Linked DNA regions of Homo sapiens: all the other regions are linked to region 3. The links are chromatin loops, found by intact Hi-C in ENCODE. Cell type or tissue: CD14-positive monocyte. All regions are shown on one strand. Each heading gives the region's core, and the rest is flanking DNA. Links, peaks and the distances in the headings are about the cores only.

What was found. Peaks named below come from ENCODE experiments on the same cell type or tissue, not always from the same donor. Only the 100,000 strongest peaks of a DNase experiment are listed, where the experiment ranks them.
Region 1: a loop joins it to region 3, with 2.8 times the contacts of the local background. A loop is called at or near these places in 4 of 110 quality-filtered maps.
Region 2: a loop joins it to region 3, with 8 times the contacts of the local background. A loop is called at or near these places in 103 of 110 quality-filtered maps.

Annotation. Positions count from the first base shown.
Region 1 is chr17:32,338,520-32,345,989 of GRCh38, reverse strand. C17orf75 (chromosome 17 open reading frame 75) reads left to right here and starts at 3,817. Exons shown (of 10, transcript NM_022344.4): 1 at 3,817-3,990; 2 at 4,706-4,786; 3 at 6,052-6,177. The coding sequence starts at 3,851. It also overlaps the pseudogene OOSP1P2. RefSeq lists silencers at 4,031-4,110, 4,605-4,787 and an enhancer at 3,250-4,136. In CD14-positive monocyte, for the core only: no CTCF peak of the experiment used is centred there; a DNase peak (open chromatin) is centred at 3,859; H3K4me3 peaks cover 1,996 bases; H3K27ac peaks cover 1,948 bases.
Region 2 is chr17:32,316,003-32,323,472 of GRCh38, reverse strand. RHBDL3 (rhomboid like 3) reads right to left here. Exons shown (of 9, transcript NM_138328.3): 8 at 7,181-7,241; 9 at 1-2,515. The coding sequence ends at 2,244. Among named protein-coding and RNA genes, the nearest start is that of C17orf75, 22 kb to the left of the region's middle. RefSeq lists an enhancer at 1-843. In CD14-positive monocyte, for the core only: CTCF peaks have their summits at 3,649 and 3,855 (motif pointing right); DNase peaks (open chromatin) are centred at 3,852 and 4,412; H3K4me3 peaks cover 1,038 bases; H3K27ac peaks cover 1,080 bases.
Region 3 is chr17:32,250,126-32,257,595 of GRCh38, reverse strand. It overlaps LOC124903979 (a long non-coding RNA gene), which reads right to left. Exons shown (of 2, transcript XR_007065709.1): 2 at 4,222-4,511. Among named protein-coding and RNA genes, the nearest start is that of RHBDL3, 12 kb to the left of the region's middle. In CD14-positive monocyte, for the core only: CTCF peaks have their summits at 4,168 and 4,369 (motif pointing left); a DNase peak (open chromatin) is centred at 4,365.

The sequences.
Region 1 (7,470 bases), core at 864-5,863, 89 kb before region 3:
AAGTTAGTATAGATACATATATCAGCTGAGAGGGCCTAGAAGCAATAATGTCCCATATCAAGCATACTTTGTCCAGAGATCTTGGTTTGTAATACCATTCTCCAGTAAAAGCAACCTGAGGTCCTTGGAGAAATGGTTGATTCGGACCAGGCACGGTGGCTCATGCCTGTAATCCCAGCACTTTGGGAAGCCGAAGAGGGCAGATCACGAGGTCAGGAGTTCAAGACCAGCCTGACGAACATGGGGATTCTGCTGCCTCAGACTCCCGAGTAGCTGGGACTACAGGCATGCGCCACCACGCCCGCCTAATTCTTATATTTTTAGTAGAGACAGGGTTTCACCATGTTGGCCAGGGTGGTCTCAATCTCCTGACCTTGTGATCTGCCTGCCTCAGCCTTCCAAAGTGCTGGGATTACAGGTGTGAGCCACCGCGCCCGGCCAGGGGAATTCTTTTCAACCTAGAATTCGATGTCCAATCATATCAATCTAAAATTCTATTTCTTTTTTCCCCCCTGAGATGGAGTCTTACTCTGTTGCCCAGGCTGGAGAGCAGTGGCATGATCTTGGCTCACTGCAACCTCTGCCTCCCAGGTTCAAGTGATTCTTCTGCCTCAGCCTTCTGAGTAGCTGGGATCACAGGCGTGCACCACCAGGCCTGGCTAATTTTTGTGTTTTTAATAGAGACGGGGTTTCACCATGTTGGCCAGGCTGGTCTCGAACTCCTGACCTTGTGATCCGCCTGCCTCAGCCTCCCAAAGTGCTGGGATTACAGGTGTGTGCCACCATGCCTGGCCCCTAAAATTCTATTTCTAAGGAATATCCAATCAAATGTGAAAATACAATAAAGACGTGAGGATATATTTTCAGACATGCAAGAGCTTAAAAATTATTTTATATATACCCTTTCTTGGCTAATATTGGAGGCAGTACTTGAGCAAATCAAGAGAATAAACCATAATCTAGAAAAAATGGGATTAACAGGGAAGAATGTGAAGAAATCCAGATAAGAATAGAAGAAAGGGTTGTTGGGGGGGACTCTATTACTTCCTTTCTTTCTTTTTTTATTTTTATTTATTTTTTTTTGAGACAGAGTCTCACTCTGTCACCCAGGCTGGAGTGCAGTGGCATGATTTCGGCTCACTGCAACCTCTGCCTCCCGGGTTCAAGTGAGTCTTCTGCCTCAGCCTCCTGAGTAGCTGTGACTACAGGTGTGTGCCACCATGCCAGGCTAACTTTTGTATTTTCAGTAGAGATGGGATTTCACCATATTGGCCAGGCTGGCTTCAAACTCCTGACCTAGTGATCCACCCACCTCGGCCTCCCAAAGTGCTGGGATTACAGGTGTGAGTCACCACGCCCGGCCGTATTAGTTTCTTTCTTTCTTTTTTTTTTTTTTTTTGAGACAGAGTCTGGCTCTATGGCCCAGGCTGGAGTGCACTCTGCCTCCCAGGTTCATGCCATTCTCCTGCCTCAGCCTCCCAACTAGCTGGGACTACAGGTGCCCACCACCTCACTGGGCTAATTTTTTGTATTTTTAGTAGAGATGGGGTTTCACCGTATTAGCCAGGATGGTCTCGATCTCCTGACCTTGTGATCCGCCTGCCTCGGCCTCCCAAAGTGCTGGGATTACAGGCGTGAGCCACCACACCCAGCCACTGTATTAGTTTCTTATGGCTGCTATAACACGTACCACCTGGGCATGGTGGCTCACACCTGTAATGTCAGCACTTCGGGAGGATGGGGCAGAAGGATCACTTGAGCCCAGGAGTTCAAGACCAGCCTGAGCAACAAAGTGATACACTGTCTCTATAAAAAATAAAAATACAGCTGTTTCCTGAGTGAGATTTGGCTTTCAGTCTGGGCAAATGAAGACCATTTTGCGGTTAAATGGGCTCTTTTTTCTCAATTCCTTGATATGGACCTGTGCTGGGGACTGGTCGGCTATTCAAGTACAATGCACCCAGTTTTGGTTCTGTGCCAGGATTAAACCCACGATATTTCACAATTTGTATATGAACCCCGATGAAGTGTTTCTAGGAGATGGCTGCCTTGTAACCTAGTTTTGCCAAATATCTACTATGAGTTTTTCTACCATCCTCATGACTGTGGTAACTCAACCTCTCCAGGAAGTTCTTCTGCTTAAAACTAAAATCAAGTATATCTCAAGAGACTACTGCCGATCTGAAATGCCTCTGTCATGTGTTGTCCGCAATCAGAATCCTCTTTTAAATGTAGTTGAAATGAGAGATAAGGAAACTGACAATGTTACTGAATGGGAGATAGAGGTGAGGATACCCATTGCGAATGAAGACATGGCAGTAACTTCTGCAATACAATCTTTTAAGAATCTGACTGCTATACTCACTTGTTCATCAAATGAGTACCTTTATTGCAAGAGAAGAAACTGTGCTATCCACTTTGATATGGAGAGGCAATTTGGAATCTCTGCCATAATTGCTTAGGACTGAGGATTTAATGTGCTATTTTGTGAAAATCTGAGAAGCAGGAAGGGGATTTAACGATCTCAACTGTTATCCATCTGAAAAACCTAACTTGTAATTTTAAATGAAATGGCAGGTTGCCTTCCACTATTCCTTTTTAAAAATAGGAACTGCCCCTGCTTTTAACTTTATGAAGTTTTATTTATGAATAAAGTTTGCACTACTAAAAATAAAAAAAAAAAACACAAAACACACGCATGCACACACACACGGTGGCTTAAAACAATGGAAATGTATTATTTCACAGTTCTGGAGGCTGGAAGTTGACATGGAGGTGCTGGTGGGGACATACTCTCTTGAAGCCTCTAGGGGAGAATCTGTTCCATGTCCTCTCCTAGCTTCTGGTGATGACCATCAATCCTTGACATTCCTTGGTTTGTAGATACATCACTCCAGTCTGCCTCCTCCTTCACGTGGCGCTATGGTTTGAGTGTTTGTCCACTCCCAAATTCATGTTGAAATGTAATTGCCATTGTAAGACTATTAAGAAGTGGGGCCTTTAAGAGCTAATTATAAATTGCCCAGTCTTTGGTATCCTTTTATAGCATCATAAAATGGACTGAGACAGAAAACTGGTACCAGAGAATGGGGTGTTGCAGAAACAAACACCTGAAAATGTGAATTGGTGTTAGAACTGGGTAATGGGCAGAGACTGGAAGGGTAGCTGGCATTACAGGCGTGAACCACCACACGTGGCTAATTTTTTTGTACTTTTAGTAGAGACACAGTTTCACCATGTTGCCCAGGCTGGTCTTGAACTTCTGACCTCAAGTGATCCGCCTGCGTCGGTCTCCCAAAGCACTGGAATTACAGGCGTGAGCCACCGTGCCCGGCCTTTTAGTTTTTACGTAGTCATTTTTTTAAACGTTTTCCTGTATGACTTCTAAGTGTTTTGTTATGTTTGGAAAGACCCTCTTCAAGAATTAACAAAATTATCCCATATTTTCACTTTAACAAAATTCATTTTAAATTCTTAACTTTTTGATCAAACGGGTGTCTGTGCGTGCTGGCACGCGCGCAAGGAGGCAGACGAGTAGCCTTATTCTTTTCCATGTGGCTAGGTAGTTGTGCCACCTTTATCACATAGAAAGTTTCCCAGATGTCTCAAAGGAAAATAAGTTCAAAATAAATGGTAAAAGCTTGTCAGTAAAGGCGAACTCAGTACGCCTGTCAGCCCCTGTGGGGAGAAGAGACTCCCTTTCCAGGCCAGTCCTTGCCTGCGAACCCGGGGAAACCAGCGGAACGCAGGTGTGCGAGGGCCGGGAGCCGGACGAGCCCTGATACCGACGGCTGCACGGGAGCAGGGGAGCGGTTTGGCGGAGACACAGGGCCGCTCAGAGGCCGCCGCAATGCTCCCCTCTTTGCAGGAGTCGATGGATGGAGATGAAAAGGAACTAGAGAGCAGCGAAGAGGGAGGCTCAGCCGAGGAGCGGAGACTCGAGCCGCCGTCCAGCAGCCACTACTGTCTTTACAGCTATCGCGGAAGCAGGTGCTGGCGCCCAGCTCGGCCTGCCAGCCCGCCCGCCCCTGCGGCCCCGCCCCCGGCCCGCCGCCCGGCCTTGCACCCCACCCCCGGCCCAGCGGCCCGGCCGCTCCTAAAAGCCATCTTCTCCTCTCCCAGCCAAGGTCTCTGGCCTGAAGGGCGCTCCTCGCCTCCCGCTGCTCTTCCTGGCCCCCGTCGTGGACTTGTATGCCTGGCCCAACCATGCCTGTGCCCTTCATCTGCCCCTATATCATCCCAGCCTCTTACTCTCGCGGCTGCCCTTTGTTTAGCGCAGTGCCCCGCATGCTCAATAATTTCAGTTCCCGTCCCCTCTCCTTTCTGTCATTATCTCCCCACTTCTCCCATTTCTGTCACACACACCCCCATCCCCACCCTCTGGTTTTCCTCTGTTCTTGATTCCTCTTTTTCCTCCTTCTGACTTTCCTGGAACCTTCTTGGCCTTGTCAAGTTTGGTTTTTAAAGGAGTTTCCTTGAACCTTCTGGGTATTTAGCCTTTCCTCCACCCGTTAAGTGGCCTGGAGAGAGAAGGGGCTCTTGTCAGCACTGCTGTATGGGTTTTCCTTGTCATGAGGATAGGCAGTGCACTTCCACCTTGCAGCATTTTTAGTTGACTCCTTGCCTTACCCTGCTTGCCAGGCCCCCATACTCCTCTTGGTTTAGAGCCCATAATTGATAGCACTATTGGTTTTGTGGCTTGTAGATTGGCACAGCAACGAGGGGACAGTGAGGACGGAAGCCCAAGTGGCACAAATGCAGAAACTCCCTCTGGTGATGATTTCAGGTAAAAAGAGCTTCAGCATAATTCATGCATGTGCTTTCATCTTCCCTGCATCTCTGGCCTGTACATGTCAGTGGATACTCTATTTCCACTGAGCTTTCCCTGAGTCAAACCGTCAATTCCTCCTATCCCCTAGGAACCTCATCCTGATTTCCTCATTGGCTGGTTCATTCAAGGCTGGGGCAAACAAATCCACATACTGATAGTGTGCTTGGTGATTAGCCAAAAAGAAATCCTTTTTTTTTCTTTTTCCTTTTAAATTGAGACAGGGTCTTGCTCTGCTGCCCAGGCTGGAGTGCAGTGGCATGACTTTGGCTCGCTGCAGCGTCAACCTCCCCGGCCTCAGGTGATCCTCTCACCTCAGCCTCCCCAGTAGCTGGGACTACTGACCACCACGCCTGGCTAATTTTTGTATTTCTGGTAGAGATGGGGTTTCACCATGTTGCCCAGGCTGGTCTTGAACTCCTGGACTCAAGTGATCCGCCCACTTCTGCCTCGCAAAGTGTTGGGATTACAGGCATGAGCCACCTTGCCCAGCCCTGAAAAATTTTTTTTTTTTTTTGAGACAGAGTCTCCCTCTGTTGCCCAGTCTGGAGTGCAGTGGTGCGATCTCAGCTCACTGCAAGCTCTGCCTCCCGGGTTCACGCCATTCTCCTGCCTCAGCCTCCCGAGTAGCTAGGACTACAGGCACCCACCACCACGCCCGGCTAATTTTTTTGTATTTTTTTTTAGTAGAGACGGGGTTTCACTGTGTTAGCCAGGATGATCTCTATCTCTTGACCTTGTGGTCCACCTGCCTCGGCCTCCCAAAGTGCTGAGATTACAGGCGTGAGCCACTGCTCCCGGCCCCAGCCCTGAAATTTTTAAATCATCAATTATACCTCAATAAAGTTGAAAGATAAAAAAGATAAGAATGTGTGCAGGGGTGTGATTATAATGACTGACCATGGAATTAAGGCAGAATAAGGAGGGAAGTGAGATGAGAAACTTGAGAGACTGAAAAAGAGGTAGGGTCAGTGGATTGGGGGTTCCAGTGGAGTCACAGTACTGGAGAGAATGAGCTGGAAAGATAGGAATATTTTAAGCTATTTGATGAGGTAGATCATACTTAGTGACATACATTCCTAGAAGCCTCACCAATAGGGGTCATAAGGACAGCTTTCCCCAGTCCTTAAAAGAGCCCCTGGCGTTGGTACCATTCTGTCTGACTTAATGGGTGTGAATACCCTAGTCCACTGGTAAAGAATGTGTGTCTTTCATTTGTCAAGCCTCTCCTTGGCAGATACTAATCTACCATCCGAAGTGGAGCCAGAGCTGCGCAGTTTCATTGCTAAGCGTCTTTCAAGAGGTGCAGTCTTTGAAGGGCTGGGTAATGTTGCATCTGTGGAGCTAAAGTAAGTGCAAAATGTGCTGTGTCCTGAGTTTTTATTTCTGAACTAAATATGAGAAGTGATGAGAAACTCCAAAAGATCAGCTCCTACTAGACCTGCAGAATTTGTCTTTATTCTCTGGCAGCCCGAGCACTGGGCCTCACACATAAACATTTGTGGAATGGAATTAATTGAATGGCAGAGACCCTGGCACCCAATTGCACTTTATTTAATTAGTTTATTTTTTTTTGAGACAGGGTCTTGCTTTGTTGCCCAGGCTGGAGTGCAGCGGCCCGATTACAGCTCACTGCAGCCTTGACCTCCTGGGCTTAATCAATCCTCTCACCTCAGCCTCCCAAGTAGCTGGGACTGCAGGCAGGCACTACGATGCCCAGCAATTTTTTTAATTTTTTTTTTTTTTTTTTTTTAGAAATGGGGTCCTACCATGTTGCCCAGGCTAATAAGTTTTGTACTTAGAAGAAGAAAAGTGTTGATTATTAAAACTAAATTTGTATACAGTTTGTATTTTCACAAACTTTTATGTAGTTTTCCTTACAAAGGGGAAATATAGCAGATACTCTCTTATTTTCATTTTCAGATGAGGAAATAAACTCAGAGTTTATGTAAACTTAAGTCATGAGGCTGGTCAAATTGATGGAGTTCAGGCTTAAACATGAGCATTCTTAGTCCAATTCCAACTGTCTTTCCATTACACCTCTCCTTTTTTGTTTTGTTTTGTTTTTTTTAAGACAGAGTCTCACTCTGTTGCCCAGACTGGAGTACAGTAGCATGATCTTGGCTTACTGCAACCTCCGCCTCCCTGGTTCAAGCAATTCTCCTGCCTCAGCCTCCCGAATAGCTGGGATTACAGGCATGCACCACCATACCCGGCTAATTTTTGTATTTTTAGTAGAGATGGGGTTTCACCATGTTGGCCAGGCTGGTCTCGAACTCCTGACCTCAGGTGATTCACCCGCCTTGGCCTCCCAAAGTGCTGGGATTACAGGTGTGAGCCACTGTGCCCGGCCTCCATTACACCTCTTTATTCTAGTTCAACTCAGACCGTGAAGTTAGCATACAGGTCCTCAGGAGTTTGAGGCCACTTCCCAAGGATAAGGCCACCTTCAGGCACATCTGCCTTAAACATCAATTTGTGAAGCTTTGGGAGAGGGGAGAACATACTTTTTTTTAATATAAACATGGGTATGAACTAGAGTGAAATTTGTGTGAATTTTTCACATAAGACAGGAGAATTCAAAGAAATTTCATGTATGTTAGTGGCTGCTTTAACTAAAGCCCTCCAGGGTATACATTCAT
Region 2 (7,470 bases), core at 1,718-6,717, 66 kb before region 3:
TCTCCATCCCTCCAGGAAAGGACCTCATCGCTCAGCTTAGTGCGGCTGCAGCCCAGGCAGAGGCAGCAATGTCCTGACTCCTTCTGCATCCTCCCCTGGTCTTCCCTGAGCCCAGCTCCACAGCCTCAGAGCCTCCTCCTCTGAGGCACTGACTTCCATCTACATCTTTCTATCACTAGGGCAGAGAACGGTGGGCAGGGCACACACAAGACGCCCCAGGCTGACGCAACACCGCCAAAGGCGTGGGCCCACAGTGCCACAGGCTGCGGCCCTCAGCATGGCACTGGTGCAGGGGAGCAGGACCTAGGGAACTACATATGTGGATGAGGCCAGGGCAATCTATTTAGCAGTGGGCCAAGATGCGGTATGGCTGGGCCTCGCCTGCCAGTGAGTGAGTGAGCCCATTTACATGTAGTCACCAGGATGGGAAGCCACTGTGGCCCAAGACCCCAAATGCCTGGCCTGACTGACCCTGGACCCTGCTACACTCAAGGGCCAGGATGGGCACCAGGCTGGAGGAAGACCGTTCCCACACTCCTGCCCCTGTTTCTGGACACGCCCAGCCCCCCTGCCTCCTCCCAGGCCTGGCGTTCTTTGTTCTTCTGGGCTGTCAGTGGTTGAGAATTCCAAGAGCACGATAAAGGGAGTGTCATCTTTTGTCAAAGGTCATCCTCATGCCCTCCATTCGGGGCCTGCACCAGCTCCTGTTAGGAGGGTCATTCCCTCCATCTTGTTTTCTCACCTGTGTAATGGGGTGGGGTGGATTTGATAACCACCATGTTCTCTCCCGCATCCAAGCCTCCGAGGCTACTGGCTGCCCTCCCTCTGAGGTTCATCCATGCACCCAACAATTCTCCTGAGGCAAAGTTTTCCAACTAAACTGGAATTCCTCTTCCTGTAGCCTCCTGTCCCCCTAACTTAAATGGACACATGGCCTCAACATTCCTACCCCAGCCTCTCTTGCGCCCCCAAAGCTCTTTCTCTCCTAAGGGAGATAGGATGGAACCTTTTTGGATATGAAGGCCATCTCAGACGGAAACAAGAGCTGAACCTGGCAAACCTCAGCATCCAGGGATCCTTGGAGGGCTTGAGCTCTCCCTCCAGCAGGGCCATTCTGCCACCGGTCAGTGATGCTCAGGGGCAGGTGTGGAAGGGACAGGAGATGGGAAGGAAGGGGGCAGGCTTTGTCAAAGCAAGGACATTCAGCAACCACAGCACACCACGGTCTGCCACCTCTCACGGATGCCCACATGGGCCCCCTGCATCCTCCATGCCTTCTCTGCAGGCGCTGTCGTGCCTCAGTTACCTTTCCCATCACATACACACATATACGCACACACACACACACACGCATGAATGTTTCAAAACACTGTCTCCATAACCAAAGAGAGGCACAAAGTAGTGTCAGGGCAGCAAAAGGAAAGAAAAAGACCCTAAAACAAGGCTGGGCATGGAGGCTGGGGCACCCGTGTGAGATGCCAATATCCTGGAAGAAAGGGAGGGAGAAGTCTGAAGCTGGTCCTGGGTCTGTCTTCTCCAGGGTGGAACTTGGAATGAAGTTTATTCCCCCTGCATGGGTCCCTCTCACTGGGTACCCCCAGCACAAGAGGGGTCCTAGAGCCTACAGGCTCCCTGCTCTGCCCAACCCAGGCACAACAGATCATGCCCCGGTGCACACCAACCAGCCCAGGAGGGCACCCTGGTTTCAGCCAGGTCACAGCTGACATGTCCAGTAGGCCCTCTTCTTACTGGAGCCCCAGACACAGCAGGTGTCAAGGAGACACCACATGGCCTGCAATTATTTCTGAGCTAGAGAGGGGCCATGCCTGGACGCAACAACCTTCGAGCCTTCCCATGTCTCTTAGGGTCTCTGAGGGTAGAGGAGGAGGAAGAAGCTGCTGCTCAATCCGCAGCAGTGAGGGGGCACCCCCTGGCCCCATGGAAGAAGCCCAGCCCAGGTGAGGGAGGGCCACTCTCACACCCCACCCCAGACCTTCACCCTGGCCCGATGTCATCAGAGCAGCCGAGAAAAACGACAGCAGCCACATCAACTCCTCCGCCAGATGCCTTTCAGAAAAGGGTCTCCACTGTGTGTCCAAATCTAAACACAAACATTACAGTGGCCCAGAGTCTTCTGTCCTTGTCTGCCCGGCCTAGCTGAGCTGGTGATGAGAAGAAACCTCGCAGGCGCTCCCTGTGGGTGCTGCTTTTCCCTCCCCTCCCCGACCTTGGGCCTCCAGCCCTCAGGGGGGAGGCGGCAGCTTTAAGTCCAGCAGGGTGTAGGCAAAGATGTTCCAGAAGACAGCGAACAGCACGAAGACGGTGTACATGGCCACAAAAATCCACCACAGTGACTGGTCCTGGAGCCTCTGCTCGTAGTTCCTCAGGACCACCACGCCCAGGGTGATGCCCACGGCCACGCCACCCAAGTGCGCCACAAAGCTTGGGTGAGGGCACGGGGGATAGGCCGACGGGTGGAAGCGGAGCCACACGGCCCGCCCAAACTCCATGCTCACTGCAAGGGGAGGAAGCAGAGAGATGTCACAGGAGGGCCCTGAGCAGGGGCTGAGGGCCTTCACTTCATCACCCACCCATGAATTCATTCCCTATTAGGCCAAGCACCATTCTCTGCACTGGGGACACAGTAGTGAAGGAGGCAGGCAAATCTCTGTTCTCCCAGAGCTTACAGGGTCTAGCAATAAACCAGTAAGCAATTACATACATGAGATAATTTCAGGAAGAGAGACATCTATGGGGGGAAACAGGTGATTAAAAGCAATGCCTGTTTTAAGGAGGGAAATTCTTTAGCCCGGGGAGTCACGCAAGACCTCTCTAAAGAGGTGACATTTGGCCGGGTGCGGCGGCTCACACCTGTAATCTCAGCACTTTGGGAGGCCGAGGCGGGTGGATCACCTGAGGTCAGGAGTTCGAGACCAGCCTGGCCAACATGGTGAAACCCAGTCTCTACTAAAAATACAAACATTAGCTGGGTGTGGTGGTGGGCTCCCGTAATCCCAGCTACTCAGGAGGCTGAGGCAGAATTGCTTGAACCCAGGAGGTGGAGGTTGCAGTGAGCTGAGATTGCACTACTGCGCTGCAGCTGGGGCGACAGAGCAAGACTGTCTCAAAAACAAACAAAAAAAGAAAACCCTGACCCCAACAAACTGCTGAATTGACCCCTTAACAGATTCTTTTTGTTGTTCTTGTTGACACAGGTCTCACTCTAGGCGGGAGTACAGCGGCACCATCACAGCTCACTTCAGCCTCAACCTCCCGGGCTCAGGTGATCCATCTCAGCCTCCCAAGTAGCTGGGACTACAGGCACCCACCACCACATCTGGGTAATTAAAAAAAAAATTTTTTTTTTTGTAGAGATGAGGTCTTACTATGTTGCTCAGGCCTGAACTCCTGGGCTCAAGTGAGTTTCCTGCCTCAGCCTCCCACAGTGCTAGGATTATAGGCATGAGCCACCACACCCAGACCTGTAACAGATTCTAAGATGCCTTCATCCTGATCACCAATCCACGCTTCTTGTGTGAACTTCTTGGGTCAGCCAGTCAAGTGGGGATGGGCGCTAGGAAACTGCCATCCCATTATCCACTACCAAAAGAACACTGAGGGTAGATATTCTTATTCCCATTTTACAGATGAGAAAAACCAAGGCAAATTTGACACTGAAATAAAGCCCTTTGAGGGGAATTTTATACCTATTTAGCTACCAGTTAATGAGCCAGGGCACTTCTCTCCACCCTAACCACTGCAGGGGGTGCCAGAACCTCCAGGGACCTTCATTTCCCTTGGGGTTGCCCAGCCTTCTGGGCTGAGCCCTGCAACTCCAAGGATGGCCGATAGATGGCAGAAAAGGCGCATCCAGGGACTGACCCTCCGCCCTCCGCACTCCCACTCCTGCCCTGGGACAGCCTTCCAGCCTTGGCTCCCCAGGTCCAGGGTTTGATAAAGGAGGTATGAAAGATGATGGTCTCCAACTCCGATACAGCATTTTAGTTTTTATGATGCTTACGGTTGGATTTTTTTTTTTTTTTTTTTTTTTGAGACGGAATCTCGCTCTATTGCCCAGGCTGGAGTGCAGTGGCGCGATCTCGGCTCACTGCAAGCTCCGCCTCCCGGGTTCACGCCATTCTCCTGCCTCAGCCTCCCCAGTAGCTGGGACTACAGGCATGTGCCACCACACCCGGCTAATTTTTTGTATTTTTAGTAGAGACGGGGTTTCACCGTGTTAGCCAGGATGGTCTCTATCTCCTGACCTCGTGATCCGTCCGCCTCGGCCTCCCAAAGTGCTGGGATTACAAGCGTGAGCCACCGCGTCCGGCCGGATTTTTTTTTTTTTTAAACAACAAGACTCGTGCTTCTCTTTCCTTCCTCAAAAACGAACAAACTCAGAGCCTAAGCAGACGCAGAAGCTATGACACACCCACTGCCACCCCACTGCACCCTAATACCCTGACTCAAGGAGTCCTCAGGTTTTAAGGCTGGAAGTTCCTTCCTGGGATGAGAGATTCTCCAGCCCCATCCAGGAAACAGATCCAGAGAGACCCACAGAGGGTCAGGGGCAGACCTGATTTCTTGAAAGCCATGGGGTAAGAAGTAAGGAAGGTGGACGTGAATTGAAGCGGAGCCTTCCCAGGCCTGACCCTCCGTGAATTGAAGTGGAGCCCTCCCAGACCTGACCCTCCATCCCAGGTTTGTTCAGACTCAGTCTTCCTCTTACCTACACAGCAGGTAGCTGACCCAGAGAAAGCCCAGGTGCTTACTGTCTAGCTTGGCTAACATGTGGGACATTTGAAATGGCACAGGCTGGCTCTGAATTCTGGCTCTATCACTTCTTAGCTGGGTGACCTTGGGCTAGGAACCTAACTCTCTGAGCCTGGAGTTTCTACCTATAAATTAAGCTAATAATAATACCCTTTCTAGGTGGGTTTGGAGGACTGGATGAGAAAATGCGTTCACTCCCTCTTCTATCCTCATTGGTTTTTTTGTTTGTTTGTTTTTGTTTCAGCATGTTGGTCAGGCTGGTCTCGAATTCCTGACCTCAGGTGATCTACTCGCTTTGGCCTCTCAAAGTGCTGGGAGTACAGGCGTGAGCCACTGCGCCTGGCCTTTTCTTTTCTTTTCTTTTTTTTTTTTTTAAGGCAAGGTCTCGCTCTGTCACACAGGCTGAAGTGCAGTGGCATGATCATAGCTCACTGCTGCCTCAAGCTCCTGGGCTAGGACTATAGGCATAAGCCACCATGCCTGGCTAATTTTTAATTTTTGTGTGTGTGTGTGTGGAGACAGGGTCTTGCTCTGTCGCCCAGGCTGGTATTGAACTCCTAGGCTCAAGAGATCTTCCTGCCTCAGTCTAAGTAGCTAGGACTACAGGCGCAAGCCACCATGCCGGGCTAATTTTTTTGTATTTTTTTTTTTTTTGTAGAGACAAGGTCTTGCTATATTGCCAAGGCTGGTCTTAAACTCCTGGGCTCAAGCGATCCTCCCACCTTGGCCTCCCAAAGTGCTGGGATTACAGGCGTCAGCCACACTGCCCGACCCCTACCTCCATTGCTTCTGTTCAGACTCATCTCTTTCAATCTCAGAAAGAGCCCTTTGGCCTTTGGTCTTTGGTCTTATCCCCCTTGTCCCCACAATCTATTCTCCACACTGCAGCCTGACTGGTTTTCTAAAACTCTGGTTATCCATCAATAACTCTCTTGTTGAAAGCCCTCCAGTGGGATCCCAGGGAACGCAAAGTGAAGTACATTTTCTTTTCTTAGCATTTAAAGCCCTTAACAATCTGACTCATACTATTTCACTAACTTTATCTCTGATCAAAATCACACACAATCCCAAAACGAATTTCTTGGTTTTGCTAACCAACTCGCTGGCCATGACCCTTCACCCATCTATATGTTAGTTCAGGCTGCAGCTTTGCCTGAAATGTCCTCTTACACCATGTTTACTTGGTGGACACCTGCTTGCCTCTAACACTCAGAATGACCTCTGTAGGTAGAACTGAGCTCTCCCAACTAGGGCCCTGAAGACATCTTGTTCCTAGAGGTTCTTGGACTAGTTACAGTTTGCGAACCTGCTAAAACTGCAGCTTTTGATATATGTGTGTATGCACATGAGTGCACATATATGTATTTTTCTGGCGACAGGGTCTTGGACTTTCAACAAGGGATCTCAAAGGATCAGTTCCATGACCAAAAAGGTTAGGAAGTTATTTGTCTTGATCTGGGTGCTGGTCCTTAAGCACTTTTCTGTTTGCATATTATATGTCAATAAAAAGATGAAAAAATAGGCTGGGGCCAGGCATGGTGGCTCATGCCTGTAATCCCAGCACTTTGGGAGGCCAAGGCGGGCAGATCACCTGAGGTCAGGAGTTTGAGACCAGCCTGGCCAACATGGTGAAACCCCGTCTTTACAAAAAATACAAAAAAGTAGCTGGGCGTGGTGGCACGTGCCTGTAATCCTAGCTACTTGGGGGGCTGAGACAGGAGAATCACTTGAACCCGGGAGGTGGAGGTTGTGGTGAGCCGAGATCACACCACTGCACTCTAGCCTGGGTGACAGGGGGAGGCTCCATCTCAAAAATAAAATAAAATAAAATAAATAAAATAAAATAAAAATAAAATAAAATATAAAATAAAATAAAATAAAAGGCCAGGCGTGGTGACTCACACCTGTAATCCCAGCAACTTGAGAGGCCAAGGCAGGAGGATTGCTTGAGCCCAGGAGTTCAACACCAGCCTGGGCAACATGGCAAGACCCCCATCTCTGCCAAAAATTTTAAACAGCCAGGCATGGACCCACACATGTGTAGTCCCAGCTATTTGGGAGGCTGAAGAGGGAGGATCACCGGAGCCCAGGCAGGAGTCTGATGCTGCAGTGAGCTATGATTGTGCCACTGCACTGCAGCCTGGATGACACAGGGAGACACCCTGTCTCAAAAAAAAAGATGAAAATATAATTTTTAAAAATAGATAAATAAATAAAAGATGAATGGTTACGAAGCAGCACAGCAGGACAGACAGCTCTCACAATATCCCTACTTTTTTGCTAACCATTGACATGTCCCACTTTTTTTTTCTTGACCATAAGCCCGTGAAGGGCAGGAACTGTGCCATCTTTGAACCTCAGGCCCTGGTGCCAGGCTTTGGTTCCCCAGCGCCCCATCAGTACTTACTACAGATAAGGGCCACAGCCATCCGCAGCAGCTTGAACTGGCACTTCATGCCTGACCAGTTCTAGGGAAAAAGGAGAGCTCAGTCAGTTCCAGATTAGACCACTCTTCTGCCGGTGTGTCTTGCTTAAGAAAACCTGACATTAAAATAAGGATCTCCGTGAAGTCCTGAATGAGAGGGTTGTGGCTTAGTAGCAGAACACACCACATGGCTTTGAGATTTTAGGCAACAGCAAGTTTACTCCCGTCATAAGAGTTCTTGAGCTGGACTAACAAGAGGAAGGGACTCCAGA
Region 3 (7,470 bases), core at 1,412-6,411:
AAATTCCATAATCCCTGATTTTCCCTTCCAAAACACTGCTGATAAACACGTTTACAGACCAAGTCTCTAGACCTGGAGATTAGTGAAACATAGTTCTCTGCCCTCAGTGAACTCGAAGTCAGGTGGAAAAGGCATGCTAGCTAAAAACAACTGCAGGTGCAATGTGACAGGTACAAGTAGAGATGGGTGCAAAGGATGTGGTGGCATTAAGGCGTCCAAGTAGGTGATGCTGGAGCTGGATCTTAAAAGATTGAGTAGGAGTTCACCAGGTGGATGGGGCCTGATGTGTTCAAGACAGAAGGAACTGCATGTACTAAGGCAGGAAGGTGTGAATCTGCATTGGAACTGCCCACTTGTCCACTGTTAGGCTGACAGTGACATTCGGGGAGTCTTTGCATTGACTGCTTCCTCTGCCCCCCCTTTAGAACAATCTGGTACTCCCTGGGTTGGGATGAGGGGACTTATGGTTGACGGCTCCATATGGCTTCCCTGCCCATGAAGTGCATCACCAAGGAGATGAGTGACTTGAGTAAGTCTCCCCTTCCACATGCCGGTATCTGTTCTCTGAATGAAAATCAGCGAAGCAGACTGAAACTGAGGGGCTGGCTCAAAGGGTCTGAAGGTGACCCATAACTCTTCAGCCTCGCCCACCATCAGGCCAGGTCAGAGGAGGAACGTGGCACTGTGCAAAATGGGGCCCAGTGGCTGACGTGGGCCGTCTCGGTTTGTTGGGCATCCTCCCCTGTGCAGCCAAAGCACGTGATCTGTCCTACAGCTGGGGTGGCCTGTTGTGGCTCCTTGGGGAGCTGTCCACGTCATCTGCAGAGAGATGAAATCAACCTGTCCCTTCTCCGTGAAGGACATCCTGCAACAGAAATGCACTTCCCCCAAACCCAGCTTCTCAATGTGGTCACTGTAGCTCTGGGCTGCAGCTCACATGCCTGGCTCTGCATACTCCAAAATACACAAGAACGGCAGAGGGGAGACGCATGCATCCAAGACATCATTAGCTGTGAGCAGCCTCATAGGCTGTGAGCCATGGGGTTAACCAGGCTCAGAGAAGGCCTGCAAAGCGGCAGTAAACATTCTGCTGGCTTGGCTTGGCTTGCTGCAACAATTTATATCCCAGGAAAAAAAGGGGCCAAAAGTCACGGAAATAACAGAAATGCTGAAGGAACTGGCACATTTGCCAGATGGTTCCTGGGGCACAATCGTATTTGCAGAGGGACAGTCTGCAGCGGAGGTCCTTTCATCAGAGAGCAAAGACTCTGGCTGACCGCTCATTCATTATCCCAGGACTCACTTGGAGGAGGGTGGTGGCTGGAGCACACCCACGCTTGTCCTTCCTTCCCGGAACCTTGAAGCTGTGGTTGCCTGAAGCTGAAGTGGCATTTGGGATTGGGCCTCTCCAAACACCCACAGCTCTGCTTCTTTAGACACCTGCCACCTGTGTCTCTTTTTCCCAACTTACACCAGCCAGTCCATTCTCCCAGCTGCCAGCTGTCATTTTCTCCTTAGTGCAACTGGTCAGATTTTAGTAAATAACACAGCTTGGGCTCTGACAATATGAATTCAGTTGTGCTGCCAGGGCCGAACTATGAGGCAGTAGGGACAAGGCTGGGACAGGCTAAGTGGGCTTGAAAATATGAATAACCCGGCTGGGCGCGGTGGCTCACGCCTGTAATCCCAGCACTTTGGGAGGCAGAGGCGGGCAGATCACGAGGTCAGGAGATCGAGACCATCCTGGCTAACACGGTGAAACCCCGTCTCCACTAAAAATACAAAAAAAAAATTAGCCGGGCATGGTGGCGGACGCCTGTAGTCCCATCTACTTGGGAGGCTGAGGCAGGAGAATGGCGTGAACCTGGGAGGCGGAGCTTGCAATGAGCCGAGATCGCGCCACTGCACTTCACCCTGGGCGACAGAGCGAGACTCCGTCTCAAAAAAAAAAAAAAGAAAAGAAAAGAAAAGAAAATATGAATAACTGGAAGGGCATTTAAAATTATTTGCTGCATTATCACAGAATTTTCAAGAACTCATTGCTTTGTCCTGGTATTGCATATGTCTGTGTTTGTCTTCCTCCATTAAACTAGAGACTTTTTTTTTTTTTTGAGACAGACTCTCGCTCTGTCACTCAGGCTGGAGTGCAGTGGCGCAATCTCAGCTCCCTGCAATCTCCACCTCCCAGGTTCAAGCAATTCTCCTGCCTCAACCTCCCAAGTAGCTGGAACTACAGGAGCATACTACCAAATCTGGCTAATTTTTTTGTATTTTTAGTAGAGATGGGGATTTACCATGTTGGCCAGGCTGATCTTGAACTGGTCTCAAATGATCCACCTGCTTCAGCCTCCCAAAGCCAGGATTCCAGGCATGAGCCACTGCGCCCAGCCTAAACTAGAGATTTTGAGCAGTAGGGAAGATGTCTGTCTTGGCTTTGCTACATTCTCCATGCGGATTGGTGGTTATAGCCTGAATCATGCTGTTGCCCCCAGAAACCTTGGTCATGGGGGTGATGGGGTGAGGGTGAGTGGACAGTCAACACAAAGGCATCACTACAAGCAGAGGCCCTATTCTTGGTGGTCAGTGCCTACCTCTGCATAAGGACAGTGTCATAGCAGCAGAGGGAGGCTGTGCGTGGTCAGCTACTTATTGAAAGGGTGCCCACCTATTAGAAGTTCTATAATTGTCCATTTATTGCAACTTCTGTGTTATATGATGACCTCCTTAAGGAAAGGATGTCTCTATAATCATCTTACTTTCTCTACATCCTAGTACCATGCTTGTCAGTGTGGCATTGAGGGATTTGGTGGAAAACATACATATTTATCCATTTAGACTTCCATTTGCATCTGGCAGGATAACTTTCAGCAGGCTGGTTAACCTCAATGAGCCTCAGTTTCCTTGGATTTAAATGAGGCTAATATTACCCATCTTGTGAGGATGTAGGTAAAAAGGATGGGACAGTACTTGGCACAGAGTAGCTCTCAGTAAGCATCCGTTCCCCATTCCTTCCCCGCCCAGGATACTCAATACATGGAGTTGAATAAATGAATAAATTATTTCAGAGATGAATACACTTTGGCATCTTTCTTGGATATATTCACACTCCCCAAAGCCCAAATATTGCAGTTAAAAAAAAAACATCCAACGGCCGGGTGCGGTGGCTCATGCCTGTAATCTCAGCACTTTGGGAGGCCAAGGCGCGTGGATAGTTTGAGGTCAGGAGTTTGAGACCAGCCTGGCCAATGTGGTGAAGCCCCGTCTCTACTACAAATACAAAAGTTAGCCAGGCGTAGTGGTGAGCGCCTGTAGTCCCAGCTACTCGGGAGGCTGAGGCAGGAGAATCACTTGAGCCTGGGAGGCACAGGTTGCAATGAGCCAAGACTGCACCACTGCACTCCAGTTTGGGCGACAGAGTGAGACCCTGTCTGAAAAAAAAAAAAAAAAAAAAACAACTAGGTAACCGAATTTGCAGGAGGCAGCCATCCTACAGCAGGGGCTAAAATGGTTTCCAGCAGATGGAGAAGCACCTCTGTTGTTTTCTAAAGGGAAATACATGCCTGTAATCCCAGCACTTTGGGAGGCTGAGGTGGGAGGATCATTTGAGCCCAGGAGTTTGAGACCAGCCTGGGCAACATAGTGATACTCCATCCTGACAAATAAAAAATTTAAAAATTAGCTGGGCACAGTGGCAGGCACCTGTAGTCCCAGCTACTCAGAAGGTGGAGATGGGGGGATTGTCTGAGCCCAGGAGTTCAAGGCTGTAGTGAGCTGTGTTTGCACCACGGCACTCCAGCCTGGGTAACACAGTAAGACCTTGTCTCAAAAAATAAACAAATACATAAAATAAAATAATGCAAAGAAACTACATCAGGAAACACGACTAGACGTGGTGGATCACGCCTGTAATCCCAGCACTTTGAGAGGCCGAGGCGGGTGGATCACCTGAAGTAAGGAGTTCGAGACCAGCCTGGGCAACATGCGGAAAGCCCGTCTCTACTAAAAATACTAATATCAGCCGGGTGTGGTCGCGGGCGCCTGTAATCCCGGCCACTTGGGAGGCTGAGTAACGATAATCGCTTGAACCCAGGAGGCAGTTGTTGCTGTGAGCTGAGATGGCGCCACTGCACTCCTGCCTGGGCGACAAGACCAAGACTCCATCTCAAAAAAAAAGAAAAAGAAAAAGAAAGAAACTACATCAGGAAACAATGCCACAGGACCTTGTGTTTGACCTCTTTTATTTCTCTGCTTGATACAGAAAGCACCCAGTTGGTACCTAATAAATGCACACTAAAGGCTTTGCCTCCTTAGAGGTGCTGGAGTAGCAAGACTGGCTGGGCGCCACATGAAGTCCTGGAGCCACAGTGTCCTCTAGTGGGAAAATGAGGCCATAGCACCCCACAGAGCTGACAGACACACAGTGCGGTGCCAGAGCTGGGCAGTTTCCCTAAAGTGACCTGGATTAGTCTCAGTGCAGGCGCCAGGGCAGACTTCCAGGGCTGTTTTCATGCCTAGAAAACAAAAAACAAACAAACAATACACTTTACAGGACGTGTTTTTCTGCACGTATTACTCAGAAAGCCATTGCAGCCACATTTGTTCCTTAAAATTAATTGTCAGTCAATTTGCGGGTCTAGGCGATAATGATAGGCTAGCATCACAGAAAGAAACCAGATATTTGCTGCCTCTGATGGAAGTATACAGCACCCCCTAAGTATTTTTGCTACAGAATTGAACGTGAATCTGTTCAAGTCTCTAGATCCAATTCACAGGAAATACATTGGTCATTAATGAATAAATATATTTAGAAGAGTATGTTGAATGACACCACAGGTATATGATCAGGAAAATCCATACCATAGGAAACTACAGGACAAATCACCTGGTTTCGTCAGCAATATATATTTGATCCTGACTTAAAAAAAACAAGTGAAAAAAAAAGACTTGTTTAAAGAGTTGGGGCGATCCAAACACTGTATATTTGATCTTAAGGAATTGTGGTTTTTTTGAGACAGGGTCTTGTTCTGTCGCCAAGGTTGGAGTGCAATGGTGCCATCAGGTCTCACTGCAGCCTCGACATCCCAGGCTCAATCAATCCTCCTACCTCAGCCTTCTGGGTATCTGGCACTACAGGCCTGCACCACCATGCCTGGCTAATTTTTGTATTTGTCGACATGGGGTCTTGCCATGTTGACCAGGCAACTCCTGAGCTTGAACTCCTGAACTTAAGCGATCTGCCTACCTTCACCTCCCAAAGTGCCAGGATTACAGGCATGAGCCAACATGCTTGGCCAATAGTTCATTTTTAAAGTGTGAAGATGGTATTGTGGTTTTGTTTTGTTTTGTTTTAAGATTCTTTATACTTTAGAGGTACACACTGAAGTATTTTCAGATGAAATAATGGGCTATCTGGGCTTTGTTCAGCATAATTCCAAAATGGGTGGGGGAACAATGAAACAGATTGACCATGTTAGTAAGTGTTGAAGTTCAGTGGTGGGTACATGTACATGAGAGATCATTATACTATTTACTCTACTTTTGTTTTTATTTGAACATTTTAAAAAATATTTTAAAAAATCCTTACTAAGGTACGTTTTACTTTAATTCTCTTTGAGAGCCCATAGGTAACACCTTTAAAAGCCTTATTTTGCTGCCTCTGTGAGAAAACTATTTGACAGCTTCTGTAGGATGGGGTGTTATAGATTGCTTTCACCAAGCACATCTGAGAAGTATGGTCAGAATCGGGTGAACCTCTATGCTTTAAAACTTGAGGGTCAGGTGCAGTGGCTCATGCCCATAATCCCAGGACTTTGAGAGGCAGAAGTGGGAGGATCGCCTGAGCTTAGGATGTTCGAGACCAGCTTGGGCAATATAAGGAGACCTCACCTCTACAAAAAAATTTAAAAAGCTGGTGGGGGGTGGGCGTGGGCCTCTAGTCCCAGCTACTCAGGAGGCTGAGGCAGGAAGATTGCTTGAGCCCAGGAGATGGAGGCTGCAGTGAGCCGTGATGGCGCCACTGAACTCCAGCTTGGGTGACAGAGACCCTGTCTCAAAAAATAAATAAAATGGCACCATTTGAAAGAGCTTCTGTTCTTTTATTTACCCCTGGATAATAGGGTGGGAAGAGGCCAACGACCAGTGGACAGGTCATTTAAGGGCGGCTTTGACAAATGCTCTGACTCAAGGAAGCCAGTTGCACCTATGCTCCTGGCAATCTCCAGACTGTCTGCATGACGCTCTCTCCTGAGCAGTAACTCCTGACCAGAACTTCCCAAGAAAACCTCAGCAAGTGTATAGGTGGATTAAGCACCTCCTGCCTCCTTTGCAACCACCATTCTCCCCTCTGCACCAGCTTATATAAACACAGCTGTATCAGCAGCCCTCCAGCTGCCAACTCTCCTAGAAGATATTTGGCATTTTCCTATTCTGGCTAAAAATAAGTCTCAGGCTCTCCTGGGCATCTGCAGGTGGAGTGCTCATTCTGCCATGCTGGAGTTTTCTTAAGATGCTGTAAGTAAGAAACATGGAATTACTTGTATCATGTTCATGGCAGAAGCTCTGCTCCTTCCCTTGGGAAATGGTCACAAGCATAATCAAAGCTGAAAGGAGCCCTTCTGCCTGTCCCTAAAGGTCTTCACTCACTGGGTACTAACCTCGAACATGGCATCTGCAGACAGAGGGCATGGGTTCAAGTCCCAGTCCTTCTGGTTAGCTAGGTCTGGGACAGGTTCCTTAAACTCCTTGAGTCTTAGTTCTCTTATAATGGGCATGATAGTAATATCTACACCTCTTGGTTATGACAATTAAATGGTATGTGAAAAGGGCTTTGGAAACAGCCCTATAAATGTGCTATTTTTTTTCCTTCTTCTTCTTCTTTTTTTTTTTTGAGATGGAGTTTCACTCTTATTGCCTAGGCTGGAGTGCAATGGTGCGATCTAGGCTCATCGCAACCTCCGCCTCCCAGGTTCAAGCGATTCTCCTGCCTCAGCCTCCTGAGTAGCTGGAATTACAGACATGCGCCACCACACCTGGCTAATTTTGTATTTTTAGTAGAGACGGGGGTTTCTCCATGTCAGTCAGGCTGGTCTCGAACTCCCGACCTCAGGTGATCCGCTTGCCTCAGCCTCCCAAAGTGCTAGGATTACAGGCGTGAGCCACCGCACCCAGTCTATTTTTTTCCTTCTTAATACACTCTCCCACCCACCCCCCTTGGACCAACAGGCTCTCATTTATACACTCAACAAACACTTGAGACATTTTAAGAAAAGAAAACTTCAGACCAATATCCCTCATGAACATAGGTTCAGACATTCTTAAAATGTTGGCAAGTCACCTCTAACATATATGAATAGGATAATACATCGTGACCAAATGGGGTTAATCTCAGCACAGCAAGTTGGTTTAACATTTGTAAATCAATGTTGGCTGGGCGTGGTGGTTCATGCCTGTAATCCTAGCACTTTGGGAGGC